Linked DNA regions of Homo sapiens: region 1 is linked to region 2. Evidence: read pairs that join two places in POLR2A ChIA-PET (ENCODE). Cell type or tissue: Panc1. All regions are shown on one strand. Links, peaks and the distances in the headings refer to the core of each region. The heading gives the core; the rest is flanking DNA.

Evidence for each region. ChIA-PET counts read pairs that join two places held together with the same protein. Peaks named below come from ENCODE experiments on the same cell type or tissue, not always from the same donor. Only the 100,000 strongest peaks of a DNase experiment are listed, where the experiment ranks them.
Region 1: POLR2A ChIA-PET joins it to region 2 with 13 read pairs; 2 of 35 experiments call an interaction of 5 or more read pairs at or near these places.

The regions. Positions count from the first base shown.
Region 1 is chr7:92,767,731-92,770,650 of GRCh38, forward strand. All of the region lies in intron 3 of CDK6 (cyclin dependent kinase 6), which reads right to left. Among named protein-coding and RNA genes, the nearest start is that of CDK6-AS1, 67 kb to the right of the region's middle. RefSeq lists an enhancer at 811-1,350. In Panc1, for the core only: no CTCF peak of the experiment used is centred there; no DNase peak of the experiment used is centred there; H3K27ac peaks cover 1,360 bases.
Region 2 is chr7:92,553,782-92,556,701 of GRCh38, forward strand. No RefSeq gene overlaps it. Among named protein-coding and RNA genes, the nearest start is that of RBM48, 26 kb to the left of the region's middle. In Panc1, for the core only: no CTCF peak of the experiment used is centred there; no DNase peak of the experiment used is centred there.

The DNA of each region.
Region 1 (2,920 bases), core at 238-2,737, 210 kb after region 2:
TTTCAAAACTCTCAGTATGTGTGGGGGCAGAGGGGTGCAGAGTGGGGAGGGGCAGTAAAGTTGTGGTTTCTGTGGAGAAAATATTTCTTTGGAGTCAAAAGACTATATTAAAAGCTCGTCTTCCACAGAATATAGGTCACATTCCTGGTAAAAGTTTGGATGCCTGTTTTTTAAAAAAAACAGAATGTCTCTAAACACCATAGTTAATATACTATAAGTGATATACTTTGAATAAGGCATAATAAGGGTCTACAATGTGCATAAATCAACTAGGTAAAACATTATAATAACCAATACTGTAAAAAGCTACATTAATGGAGAAGGGCAGAAGAACTAAAAATGAAAGAATCTTGGGACTCAGGTTGGAGAGAGCCTAAGGCCAGGGTAAGCTGGGGCAGAGTTCTGGAGAGACAAGGGATGCTGAAGGTGGGAGGCTGATAGCGGTGGTGGGAGTTTGTAGAGGGGTAAACAGTGAAAACAAAGGATATAGAAAACACAGGGTCTTGAGTGCCAAAAAGAAAATAAACTGGGAAACCACGTTCGCAAGTTAAAAGCCTTGAAAGATCTACTATACTGTGAGGAGTGAACTATTTTAAGTCAAATTGCTGTAGGTTAAGGCCCATCTTACAGTAAAAGATGGCATCACTGATCTATGAGGTCTTTTAAACCAGAACTATGTTATTCCAACATTCGACTTTGCTTCTTTAAAGAGACTTTATTGAACAGTCCTCTCAGGTGTCTTTCACAAATGTACTTTCTTTTTAAAATTATTTCCTGTTACTATGAAAAGTAGTTTGCATCAAATACCAGGAGAGATGTGTGTGTGTTTTTAAAAACATGGTCTATTCAATTAGTGCAGCTATGATATTAGATTGAAAAAAATTTCCTTCCAAGATCTTTATCATTATGGTAGAGTATTTGTTCTTTGAATTTCTTGCCTTGTTTTTGGGATCACCTTATTATGCAACATCTGCTCTGAATTTCAAATGTGATAAACAGAGTATGAGTGTCGGTGGCAGATGGCTAATGACCAGCAGCGACAGGGCATTCAAGCCTGCCTTGTTTTCTGGGAAGCGATATTTTCATGTTAATTTGCTCTGTGTCCTGCAAAGATGAGACAAATCACCTGCTCGTAATTCAGGCAAAATGGAGACCACCAGGAGCTGAGAGGGGCCATGGCTTGATTCCTTTAGGAGTGAGAAGAGAAGAAGATCTGAGAGGCTTTCCTCATCTGCAGTACAGGGACCAGTCAGTCACTTTGCATTATGTCAAACTGAGAAAGATGAATCAGCCCTGGGCATCCCATACTGACATCAGAGCCACTGTTTACTGCAAGCAGATATTATTCATGAAAACAGACATTTCCCAGAGGCAAAAAACAGGTGCTATTAACAGTGTGTGTCAGTTTCTGAAGTCTGGGTTTTGTAAAATAAACCTAATAGTGTGTTTTATCTCTTACTAAAAATATTACAACCAATAGAAAACTCTAAGAAACATTCAATTGAAGATAAAATGAAATCTAATTCACAGAGAAAACGACCCACACAGACATGAACCTGGAGCTTTTCTGGCCCTCTCAAGCTCTATAGAATTCATTTATCATAAAGATACATAAATAAAAAAAATTTTATTCCAAGATTGAATCATCAAAAGAGGCCATATGGTCTTGAGCTCAAAGAACCCTGTCCTATTTTAGAGGCTGCTGTTCTTTTGTGTGACCTTTCAGTGCCTCAAACTTGTGAAACTATATTGACAATTGCATCAAACATTTTTTTTTATCAAACATGTTTCATGCACAGAATGTCCACAGAATAATTTTAGGTTTTCAAAGAGTTTATAAAATAGTTGAGAAGCCAGGTCATATCCTAGGAAAGATTAATGTATTATACAGACAAGACTAAATACCAAATGAATGATTTAGTAAAAGAGGGCATTACATTTGGAAAAGCCTGTACAGGAGAATATTTTACATAAGAGTCTCTCTCCATCTGTATCTTGCAGTGTACAGTTCTTATTCTGGGTGGCAGTTACAAATTACTAAGAAAAATGGTGAGCAAATTTCTTTACAGTTCTTTCTGACCCTCTCTCATAGGATGGCAGATGAAAGCATGAAAGAGAAAAATAAAAATCTGAGAGCTGTTTTTTTTTCTCATAAAGCTCCATAAATGGAAGGTGCTATATAAGCATAGATACTCTGAATTTATCACGTACTCTAAAAGAAAAAATAACACAATCATTAAGGTGTCAATTATTGCCTCATAAATCTCAGCATGGAAACCCAGGAAGGCAATATTAAATCTCAAATGAGCCAATAAAAATTTAATAAAGATGGCACTGAACTCCTCCACAAGTAAACAGACCCAAAGATAATATCCTGAATTAGAAAGAGGAAAGCCAGATATGTCAACAATAAGTCTATGAGGGAAAATTAGAATATCTGTTGACTTCACAGGACAGCAGCCAACAGGCTGCTTTATGCAAATGTCATTGTCAACCAAGAATGGATGCACCTAAAGGACATCAAGAAAAGAGGTTAAATAATGTGATGAAAACCCCAAGATGAAGTATGAATGTGATTTCTATGTATGCTTTTTTTTTTTTTTTTTTTTTTTAGAATAAGGTATATTTAATGATGTTGGAAAGAATCACCTATGATTTTATTTTATTCTCATGAACTTCTCAATGAAAATTTTCAGTTCAGGCCTATACTCTTAATGTACTTTATTAAAGTCCCACATGAGCACCGTGCAATAATTAGAGTTTCCCCAATAAGTTTACCCAACTATCAACCTTTATTAGTACTTATGGCTTATGGTGTGGTTTAATGTCTTTTTTATTTTTCGAAAACAAATGGCACTTAAGTGCACTTCAAAAACTGTTAGGTGATATAAGTAAGCTAGAAAAGTAAGATCATCATGGG
Region 2 (2,920 bases), core at 271-2,770:
AAATTTTTAAATATGCACATACCTGGTTCTCACTCCAGACTTAGTAAAATGCTATTTTGAACAAGTGCACAAGTGTCTGATGCACTGTCAGGACTGAGAACCAACAGGTGAGACTTCGTGGGCTGGGGATACAAGACTTAATAAGCCCCTGGGTTCCACTTCCATTTCTTATCCTAAATAACTGAGAGACTTACACAAGTCATACAGCTTCTTTATGCCTCACTGCCCTCACCTATAACACTTAGGTTTTGTCCTGGATGATCTCTAAGATTCCTTCAGTCTCTAAAAGCATAAAGTGGCACCGGGCACGCTGGCTCACGCCTGTAATCCCAGCACTTTGGGAGACTGAGGCGGGCAGATCACCTGAGGTCAAGAGTTTGAGACCAGCCTGACCAACATGGAGAAACCCCATCTCTACTAAAAATACAAAATTAGCTGGGTGTGGTGGCACATGCCTGTAATCCCAGCTACTCGGGAGGGTGAGGCAGAAGAATCGCTTGAACCTGGAAGGCGGAGGTTGCGGCGAGCCAAGATCGTATTATTGCACTCCAGCCCGGGCAACAAGAGTGAAACTCTGTCTCAAAAAAAAAAAAAAAAAAAGGATTACACTATATGATTTTTTTTTTTTTTTTTTTTTTTTTTTTTTTTTTTTTTTTTTTTTTTAGCACAGGATCTTTCTCTGTCACCCAGGCTGGAGTGCAGTAATGTGAATGATAGTTCACTGCAGCCCTGAACTCCCGGGCTCAAGAGATCCTCCTGCCTCAGCCTCTTGAGTAGCTGGGACTACAGGTGCACACCACCATGTCTGGCTAATTTTAATTTTAAAAAGTTTATTTCAATAGTTTTTGGGGTACATGTGGTTTTTGGCTACATGAATAAGTTCTTCAGTGGTGATTTCTGATATTTTGGTGCATTCATCACCTGAGCAGGGTACATGGTGCCCAGTATGTAGTCTTTTATCCCTCACCCTCCTCCCACCCTTCCCACAGAGTCCCTAAAGTCCATTGTATCATTCTTATGTCTTTGCATCCTCATAGCTTAGCTCCCACTTATGAGAACATGTGATATTTGGTTTTCCATTCCTGAGTTGCTTCATTTAGAATAATGGCCTCCAGCTCCACCCAAGTTGCTCCATCTAAAGGCCATTAACTTTCAAATTTTTAGTAGAGATGAAGTCTCACTATGTTGGCCAGGCTGGTCTACAACTCCTGGGCTCATGCAGTCCTCCTGCCTTGGCCTCTGAAAGTGCTGGGATTACAGGTGTGAGCCACTGTGCCCAGCCTGGCAGTAGATTCTTTTTTTTTTTTTTCCTTTGAGATGGAGTCTTGTTCTGTTACCCAGGCTGGAGGGCAGTGGCATGATCTCAGCTCACTGCAACCTCTGCCTCCTGGGTTCAAGTGATTCTACTACCTCAGCCTCCCGAGTAGCTGGGATTACAGGTGCCCACCACCATGCCTGGCTAATTTTTATATTTTTAGTAGAGATAGGACTTCACCATGTTGGCCAGGCTGGTCTCGAACTCCTGGCCTCATGTAATCCGCCTGCCTCAGCCTCCCAAAGGGTTAGGAGTACAGGCGTGAGCCACTGTGCCTGGCCGCCTGGCAGTAGGTTATTGAAACTACCTTATTAATGGTGAATCCTGATGAGGCAGTTTGTATTTTCCTAAAGATGATTATATCAATGTATCCCATTGAACATGCTCTTCTTACAATGTGACTTTGGTACTCCTCTCTTAGAGAGATGGGGTCTATGTCTTCTCCCCTTAAAACTAGGGGGCTTTTTGTGACTGTTTTAACCAATAGAATATAGTGAAAATGAGGCTCTGTGATTTACAAGACTAGGTCATAAAATGGACGCAGCTGCTCTGAGGACAAAAACTTGGAAAGTCTTTTCTTGTTTGGAATATGAAGAAAAAGGAAGCTCAGGTGTAGATGCATTATATAGAGTATAGTGTATTAATGCTTGCCTGAAAGAGATCCTGCTCCACTCTGGTAGAAAGTTATTATCTGAGTGGAAAATGTTAGCACCAATAGTGGTGTGAAAATGGAAGCCCGAGAAAAGAGAGGTTGGAAGAATAAGAGTCAGGAGCTTCTCTGAGAGTCAAATGTTGACAAGTCATCCAACAAAGCAATCAAAGATTTTAGATACAATCTGCAGCAAATAATAAGGTAACTTTTCCTGAATTTTATCAGTGTGTCTCATGTTTCATTATATCTAAAGACCTTGCACAAGAAACCATTGTAAGGACAGGCATGGTGGTTCATGCCTGTAATCCCAGCACTTCTAAAGGCAGAGTTGGGCAGATTGCTTGAGCTCAGGAATTTGAGACCAGCCTGGGCAATATAATGAAATCCCATCTCTACAAAAAATACAAAAATTAGCTGAGTGTGGTGGCACATGTCTGTAGGCCCAAGCTACTTGGGAGGCTGAGGTGAAATGATGGCTTGAGTTAGGGAGGTCGAGGCTGCAGTGTGATGTGTTTGTACCACTACTACAGTCCAGCCTGGGTGACAAAGTGAGACTCTGTCTCAAAAAGAAAAGGAGAAAAGAAACCATTGTAAATGATATTTGAGAAACAATGGGTCAATAATGAGGATGGTGTTGAGATAATAGAAATTGACCCATTTTAGTTTGGAATAATTTTAAATTTACATAAGAGATGCAACGGTATTACAAAGAGTTCCTATATACTTTTCACCCAGTTTCTCCCTAATGCTAATGTCTTACATAGCCATGGTACATTTGTCAAAGCTAATGTATTAACATTAGTACATTAAACTATAGACTTTAATTGGATTTCCACAGTTTTTACACTAACATCCTTTTTTTGATCCCAGAATTCAGTCCAGGATACCATATTTGGTTGTCATGCCTCCTCCAACCTGTGATAGCTTTCAATCTTTCCTTGCCTATCATGAAC